3 separate regions of the Homo sapiens genome follow, and all the other regions are linked to region 2. The links are chromatin contacts, found by Hi-C or POLR2A ChIA-PET in ENCODE. All regions are on one chromosome and are shown on one strand. Each heading gives the region's core, a stretch centred on a gene start or an enhancer-like site at or near the end of the contact. The rest is flanking DNA. Distances are from core to core; before and after follow the strand shown.

Region 1 (3,814 bases), core at 1,069-3,568, 140 kb after region 2:
ACTGGTTCTTTCCAATGTATTGCTTTACCATCCCCCTCAGAATCTTGTCCAACTAAGTCATCACCACATCCAAATTGTATCCAGCATGGAGAGGAAGCATACCCATGGTCTTAAGACTGAGGCCAAGAAGTGGCATCATCATTTCCGGTCACATTTAACTTGCAAGAATTTCATCACATGGGCACACCTAGCTGCAAGGGAGGCTGGGAACGGAGTTTGGCTGGGTAGTCACAAACTCAAAAAGAAGGAGAGAACAGATCTGTGTTCAAATCCAGTTCTTTCAGTTGCTTATTGTGTTTGAGGTCAAATTATATAGGCTCTCTCCTCCTCTTTTGCTCGTTTATTTAACCAGTTCTCTCTTTTTGGGCACTCTTTCTTTCCACAAGTATTTCTTGAGCACCTACTATGTGCCAGGTACTGTTTCAGGTCATCAGGATGTAGCTGTGAAAAAGACAGACCAAGCCTTTGCCCCTCTATGGCAGAATCACCACAAGGCTAATGAATGACAGACCTTTTCTTCCCTTTCTAAATCAGTGTTCATTCTCATGTCTAATTTTATATTCTTTTTTAAAAATTGTTTTTCTTAAAACAGGCCTCAGATTTATATGTGCTTCGGGTCACACAAAACTTGGATCTTCCCCTACTGCTCTCATGGGGCTGACATCCTAGTTGTGAGAAAGAAAGCAAACACATTAACAAATAAATATATACTTCATCACATGGTGATCGTCTTATGACATAACAAATAAAGGCATGGTAAGAAGACAGGGGCCACTTTATTTGTCCAGGTCAAGACCCTCTCTAAGGAGGTGTCGTGTGAGCAGAGATGGAACAAAGGGAGTTGTTTCTACCTTTTACTACTCTAAAGATCATGGTGACTCACTGTCTTATACACAAACCTTTGTGTAAGCTTCTGATTATTTCTTAGAATCTATTTCTGGTAGTGGAGTTAATGAGTCAGGCAGACAAATGTTTTTAAGTTTCTCAAAACCATGGACTGAAACCTCTCTTTTTAATGAGATTTCTCATTAGAGTTGTGAAAGAAGCAATTGACAAAGCCCTAGATTCCAAGGCATTTTAGATCCATATTTAAGTTTGTTCAATATTGAAGGATGCTTAGGACCTTTAAGGATTACTTAAATCCTTGAACCCCACATCCTAACTAGCCTTTCCCCTCCTATCCCCAAGCCTACACGCATTTCTTTATCCTAGAATTATTTCTTAAATCATGGACTTTTACTGTGAAAAGGAACCTTGGGGCTGGGCACCATGGCTCACACCTGTAATCACAGCACCTTGGGAGGCCGAGACAGGTGAATCACAAGGTCAGGAGTTTGAGACCAGCCTGGCCAACATGCTGAAATCCTATCTCTACTAAAAATACAAATATTAGCTGGGTGTGGTGGTGCACCTGTAGTCCAACTACTTGGAAGGCTGAGGCAGGAGACTCGCTTGAACCTGAGAGGCACAGGTTGCAGTGAGCCAAGATTGCACCACTGCACTCCAGTTCAGGCGATAGTGCGAGACTCTGTCTCAAAAGAAAAAAAAAAAGAAAAGAAAAGGAACCTTGTAAGGATGAATCCATTCCACTTCCCTATTTTATTGCTGTGGAAACTGAGGCCCAGAGATATGGCTGACTTGCCGTAAGCTTTACAGTGAGTTCATGGTCAAGCCAAGATAAAGCCTCAATCTCCTGATTCCTGTTTCTGCAGCCAAAATCAATGACAAATGAAATGTGCACACAGTGTTTCATGATGGCAAAACCAGGGACAGAAATTTTACAGGAAATACCCATGGATACAGCCTGCCAAATGTACCTACTTGGTTGTGAGCATTATTAATTAGGTAATAAATGCAAAGGACATAGGACAGCGCCAAAATATTTTAACCGATGGATACTATTGTGGCAGAGCAAGCAGCATGTCCCAAGACCAGATGAGGGCCCCGTGGGAAAAGAAGCAGGTGTGGGGTAGTGTGGGGTGGTCTTGGGGCTTAAAGGCATGGACTGAAGACCTCAGCAGAGGGACTGGACGTGGCACCTCCAGAATCCCAGGAGCTGGGGAAAGAATCACATGAGACCACCTGAAGGGACAGAGGTGCTTCAGCCTGGGTCAATGGAACCACAGGCGAGAGCAGCCCAGCTGGAGGCCTTTGTGGAGCTCATGGCAGGGTCAGCTTTAATCATCAGCCAGGCTGCTCCAGGGAGGCCAGCTGTCCGGCCCAAAAGCCTTAGGCTGCCCAGCCACATGAGAGCTGTTTCATCCTCATACCTCTCCCCTTTCTGGGCTTCATTCCAGGAATGGAGGGAAATAGCAGCAAACAAAGGGAAGGAGGTGAGCAGAGGGAGGGGAAAGGAAGAGGGCCATGACCCCTTCCCAGGGCAGACTTCCTGGGTGAGACAGGTCCCAGCCAGGGAAGGAAAGAAGATTTAAAGCTAAATTGTTTCTGAAGTTTTAACTATTATCTGCAACTTGGAATGCTAAAATCTGAATGGAGGCCATTTTGTGCAATTCAAAGGATATTTTATTGTCTGAATGTGACCTTGAGATCTCTGGTCTACCCAAGTCATCAGCAGGGGTAGAGGAATGCTGCCCCTACCCAATAGAATTAATTTAAAGAGGCAATGAGAGGCCCCACAAAACTTAGATCTGCCCCTACTGCTGTCATGGGATTTATAGGTGATGATAGAAGATAGATAGATGATTGATAGATAGATAGATAGATAGATAGATGATAGATAGATAATAGATAGATTGATAGATAGATAGATAATAGACAGATGATAGGTAGATAGATGATAGATAGTAGATAGATGATAGATAATAGGTAGATGATAGATAGATGATAGACAGAAGATAGATAGATAATAGCTAATAGATGATAGATAATAGATTGATAGATGATAGGTAGGTAGATAAATCGAGAGATGATAGATAGGTAGACAGATGATAGATAGAGTTGCATTTTGTTCACAGTGTCCTTTCCACCTTTTTGTAATGTGCCAGTTACACGTGATCTTAATCGTCATTCTGGCTGTTACACATGTGCAGTGTTGTTTCCTAAATAAACACTCTCCACTAACAGGACCCACATTGATTCCACTCTCGTGCACTCACTCATGAGTCATAATTAATTTTTAGACACTCTTTGAAGAATCACCTTCCTGATTGTATGTATGAAAGTTTTATTTTCTATAGTAATACACATTATACAGGCCAATATGAATTCAACATAAGCTCAAAATGGCAATTATTGTCTTCTAATGTCTGCAAACTATAGAGTCCCATACAGTGTTTTCACTGTATGACCCAGACCTCCCCCATCATGCTCAGCCAAAAGCCTATTCTGTACAGATTACATTTAGTCAGTTTTTTATTCATTCATCATTCATTGGATTGGGTATCGTCTGTATGCAAATCCTTCTGTGGGGTGCTGGAGATACAAATTTGATAGCTGGATGGACACACAGTCCCTGCCCTCAATGCACCCATGATCTAGTACCATATGAATTGATGGATATTAAATTGTTATGATAACCAGCGATGAGGATGATGTCAGCATTGTTTACAAGTTGCCATGGGAGCACAGGAGGAAGTAGTTAGCTTTCTTTTGCAATGACTCAGATCAGGTTTCACAGAAGAGAAGATCAATGGGGCTGGAATGATCAGTAAGACTTTCCCAGGCAGCTGAAGGGGGTCATGTTAGGCAAAGGGAAGAGCTTGTACAAAAGCATGAGTCAGGAAAGCCTAGGTTATGCTTTGGTAATAATATGACCCTGAAGCCTTCGTAGCTGAAGATAGCTGAAGTTTATTTC
Region 2 (3,603 bases), core at 1,095-3,594:
AAGGGAGGGGAGGGGACATGTAGATGAAAACAGAACAACTACAGTGATCTTACTTGGATTCTATTTGGGGAGAAAATCCCTCAAAACGTTTTTGAGACAGTCAGAGAAACTGAAATGCTGTCTGGATATTTGATTAAATTCAGGAATTTTTCTCTTTTTTAAGGTGTGATGGTGATGTTGTAGCTATGGCTATGGCTATGCTTTTTAAAAGAAGTCCTTGTCATCGCTTCTTGGTCTTTTGACTAAGATCAAGTGTAATAAAAAGAAGTCCTTGTCTTTTAGAGATGCATTCTGGAATATTTATGGATGAGAATATATGATTTCTTATATTTGTTTTAATATATTTCAAGAGCCAGGAGGAGGTGAATGAGGAGAGATACAATAAAAGATTGGCCATGAGTTGATAATTGCTGAGGTTGAGTAGTGGGTAAGTGGGGTCTCATCACGCTCTCCTCTCTACTTTTATACAGGCTTCAGGATTTCCAAAATAATTTGTTTTTAAAGATACAAACATATATCAATTGAGTTTTTACTCAAAAATTTAAAAGATTGCTGTAGAATCAAAGGCTAGTATAAGGCAATGGCTGAAGTCATGGACTAAGGACCAGGTTGCCTGTGTTTAAATGTCTGCTCTATTACTTACCAGCTGGGTAATCCAGGGTAAGAAACTTCATGTTGCTGCACCTCAGTTTCCTCCTTTGTAAAATGGGATAACAATACCACTTACTTTCTACTTCATAGAGTAATTATGACAATATTATTTATGACAATAAAATGAATAATATTTCTCCAGGGCCTGGAACAGTCCACGGCACATATTAAACATTGCATGGATTTACAGTTTTATTGTTGTTGGGTTTTTATTTTTGTTTCGTTATTTTGTTTTTGGGAGCATCTTCGCTCATTTTGTATTTCATACCTAACAATTCAGTCTCACATCCTTAATGCATCAACTACAATTTTCTAGTTTCTTTAGAATGTAGCAAGAACTTAAAGATACTCTTGAAGCAATCTGAGGACAAATCTTCTAGATTTTAATGATTTGTTCTCAATCTTTTATAGTTGCATGTCCATACCTAATCTGACAGCATTTGGTGATGGTGGGGAGAATGTTCTTTGCTATATTTTCATCCATTTACATAATTCCTAATTACATATTTTTTTCACTGCAAACTTTATAAACACATCTGGGAACAAACAAAACTGACTCCTGGTAAGTAGACCATGCAACTGGTGGGAGATGTGTTTAGATGCACTGTGAGAATGCCAGTGTCACATCTTGAGCCTACTGAGGACTTTGCAGATAGAATAGAGGTTGTATCCATTAATCTAGTGGTTTCCTTAAGTGGAGATGAGTTAAGGGACTCTATTGTATACAAGTCAACAATGATTGTGTTTGGGTTGCATAGTCTTCCTTCTCATCTTTTTTTTTTTTTTTTTTCTGGCAGGGTCTTTCTCTGTCACCGAGGCTGGAGTGCAGTGATGCAATCATGGCTCATTGCAACCTCAAACTCCTGGGCTCAAGAGATCCTCCTGCCTCAGCCTCCCAAGTAGCTGGGACTACAGGTGCCTGCCACAACACCCACTTGATTTCTAAATTTTTTGTAGAGACAGTCTCTCCATGTTGCCCAGGCCTCCCAGAGAGCTGAGATTACAGGCGCGAGCCACTGCACCCGGCCCTATTCCAATTTTTTAAAAATGATGAACATGTATTATGGCTCTTACCTGACAAAGAAAAAAAATCAACACTTCATTTTTTGGAAAGTATTTTTTTAGTAAATCCATTTCCAGAAGACTAGAATGCAAACACAAAGAAAATGAGCAGTGAATATTGTTAATTCATGCACCCTTGTATCCAAACAATGGGTTGCTAGATTCTACAGAACACTAGGATCTGAGCATCAGCAGTCATTGTTGTTACTTGATGAAAGGACAATGTATTATTGATTGCTGCTATTATAAGGCACAATTTCCTAAATGCTACAGAAGTCAGAGGGGAATCCAGCTTTATACTAAGAAGGTTCACATACTCTAATATTCACATTCTAGTTTCATTTTGACTCTAAAATTGCACAGAAACCAAATGAGCAAATCTGCATTTCCTCCTAAATCTATATGCAAACGGTGAGGCAGGGATTCCCCTTGTAGTTGGCATTCGTTAGCAGAAAGGATTCTGGACAACCTCAAGCTCAAACTGCCTTAGCACCAATCCAATCTAGCTGAATTGGACACTTCCTGTGCTTTGCCAAATTTCACAGATCTCATTGCAAGCTCACTCCTCTGTAACATATCATTGTTACTTTGCTTTCTGATCAACTCTTAATTCTCACAGTCTTCCTTGATCAAGAGAGAGGAAGTGAGAGAGGTGTGCAGTTATTGCTGCATTGATTGTCATCACTTGACAGATGGAGAAGCCAAGGTTACAAGCCACGTTTTTTTTAATCACAATGGAGCATGCCATATCTCTCCTCTGTCTCAGAAATTTGATCATAGGACACTTCATGGGGTGTTTTTTCTTTTCTTTTTAACATTTTTTGAGATGGAGTCTCACTCTGTCGCCCAGGCTGGAATGCAGTGGTGTGATCTCGGCTCGCTGCAACCTCCACCTCCTGGGTTCCAGCGATTCTCCTGCCTCAGACTCCCAAGTAGCTGGGATTATAGGAATGTGCCACCATGTCTGGCTAATTTTTGTGTTTTTAGTAGAGACAGGGTTTCACCATGTTGCCCAGGCTGGTCTCGAACTCCTGACCTCAAAGTGATCCACCTGCCTCAGCCTTCCAAAGGCTTGAGTGTTGGTATTACAGGCATGAGCCACTGCACCTGGCCCATGAGGTGTATTTTCAAGCAAACTATATGTATGAAGCTCATTTCATCACAGGGACAATGGCAGGAGAGTGTAAGAATGCGAGTACAAAGCCTTGGCTAGGCCCCACCTTCTGGTCTTGTCCCTCAGCCCTTCACTACATGCTTTCAGAAGTCTCAGCCTGAAGTCCTTTCAAAAGAGTCCCCCCACTTAAAAAATTGTGCAGAAGAGGCCAGGGGTGGTGGCTCACGCCTGTAATCCCAGCACTTTGGGAGGCCGAGGCGGGTGGATCATGAGGTCAGGAGATCAAGACCAACCTGGCTAACACGGTGAAACCCCATCTCTAATAAAAATACAAAAACCAGATTAGCTGAGTGCGGTGTCAGGTGCCTGTAGTCCCAGCTACTTGGGAGGCTGAGGCAGGAGAATGGTGTGAACCTGGGAGGCAGAGCTTGCAGTGAGCCAAGATCGTGCCACTGCACTCCAGCCTGGGTGACAGAGTGAGACTCTGTCTCAAAAAAAAAAAAAAAATTGTGCAGAACAACCAAACCGAAAGCCTGAGAACCGTGTTCCCAGGCTCCTTAAATGTAATGATGTCCCTCATACTAGTACATTTGCGTCCGGAATTGGTGGGTTCTTGGTCTCACTGACTTCAAGAATGAAGCCATGGACCCTCGCGGTGAGTGTTACAGTTCTTAAAGATGGTGTGTCCAGAGTTTGTTCATTCTGATGTTCGGACATGTTCGGAGTTTCTTCCTTCTGGTGGGTTTGTGGTCTTGCTGGCTTCAGGAGTGAAGCTG
Region 3 (3,407 bases), core at 328-2,827, 210 kb after region 2:
TTCTTTCCAGAATGCGATGCTTCCAGAATAGTAAAAAATATTTGATTCATCTATTCAAGTCAGGAAACAGGCTTAACCATAAGAACTTCCTCATACACATCCTTCTAAATTCTTTCCCAAAGAGTATGCAAGTCAGCTTGAACCCCTGATCAATTTCAAGAGCCATCTCAGATGCAATTTAACCTTCCTTCAAGAAGGGAGAAAAAAAAGGAACTCAAGATAGAATGCCTATCTCTCTAAGTACATAGTACAGCAGGTCCTCAAATAATGTCTTTATGCTCAATGTCGCTTTCTTATAATGTTGACAAGAAAAAAATGGATTCTTAGCCCGGGGCCATTATCTGTGTGGAGTTTGTGTTCTCTTCATGTCTGTGTGGGTTTTCTCCAAGTGCTCCAGTTTCCTCCCACATCTCAAAGATGTGCACATTAGGTTAATCAGTATGTCTACATGGTCCCAGTCTGAGTGTGTGTGTGAGTCACCCCAAGATGGAATGGCATTCGGTCCAGGGCTGGTTCCTGCCTTGCATCCCAAGCTGTAGGGATAGGTTCTGGCCCCCTGAGACCCTGAAGTGGAATAAGTGGAAAAATAATTACTTCTTTCTTTTTTTTTTTTTTTTTAAGATGGAGTCTCACTGTGTTGCCCAGGCTGGAGTGCAGTGGCACCATCTTGGCTCACTGCAACCTTCGTCTCCTGGGTTCAAGCGATTCTCCTGCCTCACTCTTCCAAGTAGCTGGGATTACAGGTGTGCACAACCACACCTGGCTAATTTTTTTTTGTAATTATAGTAGAGACAGGGTTTCACCACATTGGCCAGGCTGGTCTCGAACCCCTGACCTCAGGTGATCTCCCTGTCTCAGCCTCCCAAAGTGCTGGGATTACAGGAGTGAGCCACTGTGCCAAGCCAATAATTATCATATTTGTATTAATCTTGCTTAAATGTTTGCATATCTCACGTTTACATCAATATTTAATATTAGAAGTGTCTTGGGTCTTTATTTAGAAGTTTGGTGATGTTTTTGTGCCCAGAAATATGCCATAGGAACTTAACTCTTGTTTTTATCAATAAACCCTTAGTAAAATTTGTTTCATTATACATCATTTTGCTTAAATTCGCAGTTTCCATGAACCTATTGGCAACATTAAGTGAATACTTACTGTACACTCTGGCTGATTCTTATCAAATCTTGCATCTATATTTAATGTAAAAGTTCTGCCCTGCCCCAATCCACCCCGACAAAACTTACTAAATATTTTTAAGCAATCAGGCTGTTATTGCTAGTTATTTTTTTATCAGCAATCCAGGTCCTGTACACACTAATACAATGGATTAATACTTCCAACATTATATTAAGCAAGTTTATTGTGTTTTCACCACAAAGATAAACACATGTGGAACTTTACAGAGCTAAGAAGAGAAATGAAGTCAAACAGTAAAAATAAAAGACCACAAAAACTGAACACTGCCAAGAAGCCAGATGAAATGAGGAAGCATTAGAAGAATGTTGGCAAGGGCCAGTAAACTTAATGCAACACCTGGCAAGGGGTTCCAGGTAACCTTAGGAAACTCTTGCCTTTTCATTCTAGTCTGTCTGGTCATTGCTTGCACAGCAGAATGTATTCTGCTTTTGTGGCACACTGGTTTTGCCTCACCAATTATAGCTGTCCTCACCACAAAGAAGCCAGCTGTGAGCACCGTTCCCATTTTATAGCTATGCCCTGATTTTACATGGCTGTCATTTGCAAGAATATTGGCCAGTATTGGCATTAAAGTTTGACCTACATGATGAACATAACTGCCTTTTTCCTCTTCAACAAAAATCCCAAGATACACACGAACATAACTGCTGTGCTCCCGAGCTGTCATTTAACTGATGACACATGCAGTAATGCCATCACTACCAAACATCTTTTAGACATCTGCTTTTAAAATTACCTTCACAAAAACATAAGAAAGTGGCAGAAAAACTGGGTTGGAAGAAAACAGCACTCACCTGCTCTAAACGCCCCCCAGTGTGCTATCATCTTCCACAGCACCCTGATGAGAGGACCCGTCTTTCTCAGCTTCAAAACTGCATGTTGGAAAGCTTACTAGCCTATTCCAACTGTGGGGTTACTTTCATGTCGAAAGGTCTTATTCCTTTATATCTCATTTTCTGTTTTCAGTCAAAAGATATAGACACTATCTCTTTACATTCTATGAATTCGTACTTTTCAACTGCAGAAACTATGTTGCTCGTACACAGTGTTGTCATAACTCACAAGCATTGTAGGGACATGCACAGAGAACGTCTATCCACTCGCTATGACACTAGCTATGCAACTGAAACTCACAGATGCAACACATTCTCAGGAGCTTATTCCTCAGAGTTGGTGTCTTAATGACTTTTTAGCTCTATACAAGCATCAAGGTCATTTTAAAAGATCAAAATTTGCAATCAAGAATGATGCTGAATGAAATGTACTGTAATTCCAAAATTGTTCTGGGGCAATGGCAGGGTGACTGAACCATCTGCTACATCTTCCCTTTGAAAGAGATTATGCAGACTTCCTGCTCAAAATCTTCACTACTTTATCACCGGGCAGTTCTCTAGATACCCTAAGACTCATGCTCTTTCCAAAGAGTATGTAAACTTTGCATCTTAAGCTACTTTGAAGATAACATTAATTGGTTCCAGTGTCAGCATGGAAACAGGAAATGAACAAAATCTAAACTTTCAAAGTTCATGTCATATTTTGACACTATTGATATCAGTACAGGTAGAACTCAGCTAATTCTTTTTTTTCAGATTACTTGCAAATCACTGAAAAAGCACACAGAGTGAAGTTACGTATGTTAATGACTTACACAAGAAAAGTTCATACCTAACACACAGGCACAGACCATGGCTGAGGATAAAGTAGAGAGAGAGAGAGACAGAGGGGAAAACAAAACAAAATGAAAAGCACCTTTCAGCGTGTTAGAGCTTAGATTTAAAGCTTGGATCTCAGAAGTTCTAAACACTGTACTAACAGTGACCATAGAGGAATAATGAATATTGTTGGTGAAACTATCATTAGATCACCAGAAAGTAAACAGTGTTAATATTACTCTGAAAAAGTAAACAGATATAGATAGATGTATACATTAGACTATCGTGCTGCTGTATTTTTAAGACAGCATGCTTATGTCTGATGTGATTAACTTCAGAGCCAAGATAAGACCAGGCCTGTTCAATATCAAGATGGCAAACCAACCTTGGAGCTTCTGATTTTCCTTCTCCATTCTAAGCAGCAGTATCTGTTGAAGAATAGCCTTTTGCCACAGCTCTCGGAGCTCACGAGATGTCCTTTTCTTTTCCTCTGGTGGGGGGCCAAAGGGCCCATCTTCACAAACTGGTTCTAAAGGAGATCGTGGGGGAAGCTCTCC

Evidence for each region. Hi-C counts contacts between places; a loop is a spot of excess contacts on that map. ChIA-PET counts read pairs that join two places held with the same protein, here RNA polymerase II (POLR2A). Pooled maps may share reads with other maps.
Region 1: a loop to region 2 is called in a map of naive thymus-derived CD4-positive, alpha-beta T cell, with 11 times the contacts of the local background. The contact joins two enhancer-like sites. A Hi-C loop is called at or near these places in 28 of 168 maps with a recorded cell type or tissue (CD4-positive, alpha-beta T cell, CD4-positive, alpha-beta memory T cell, CD8-positive, alpha-beta T cell and 20 more), 34 of 37 single-sample maps with no recorded cell type and 29 of 50 pooled maps. POLR2A ChIA-PET finds 5 or more read pairs at or near these places in 7 of 52 experiments (CD4-positive, alpha-beta T cell, CD4-positive, alpha-beta memory T cell, MCF 10A and 3 more).
Region 3: a loop to region 2 is called in a pooled map, with 4 times the contacts of the local background. The contact joins two enhancer-like sites. A Hi-C loop is called at or near these places in 2 of 168 maps with a recorded cell type or tissue (endothelial cell of hepatic sinusoid and pancreas) and 6 of 50 pooled maps. POLR2A ChIA-PET finds 5 or more read pairs at or near these places in 1 of 52 experiments (activated CD4-positive, alpha-beta memory T cell).

What each region holds. Positions count from the first base shown.
Region 1 is chr4:38,160,900-38,164,713 of GRCh38, reverse strand. It overlaps LOC124900693 (a long non-coding RNA gene), which reads right to left. Exons shown (of 2, transcript XR_007058099.1): 2 at 3,168-3,814. Among named protein-coding and RNA genes, the nearest start is that of PTTG2, 200 kb to the right of the region's middle. RefSeq lists an enhancer at 3,366-3,814. Within about 2 kb of position 2,318, at least 16 of the 41 ENCODE cell types and tissues checked have a DNase peak (open chromatin) inside an H3K27ac peak, as active enhancers do.
Region 2 is chr4:38,305,317-38,308,919 of GRCh38, reverse strand. No RefSeq gene overlaps it. Among named protein-coding and RNA genes, the nearest start is that of LINC02513, 60 kb to the left of the region's middle. RefSeq lists an enhancer at 654-823. Within about 2 kb of position 2,344, at least 3 of the 41 ENCODE cell types and tissues checked have a DNase peak (open chromatin) inside an H3K27ac peak, as active enhancers do.
Region 3 is chr4:38,089,946-38,093,352 of GRCh38, reverse strand. It overlaps TBC1D1 (TBC1 domain family member 1), which reads right to left. Exons shown (of 22, transcript NM_001396959.1): 15 at 3,236-3,407. Among named protein-coding and RNA genes, the nearest start is that of PTTG2, 130 kb to the right of the region's middle. RefSeq lists an enhancer at 1-162. Within about 2 kb of position 1,577, at least 2 of the 41 ENCODE cell types and tissues checked have a DNase peak (open chromatin) inside an H3K27ac peak, as active enhancers do.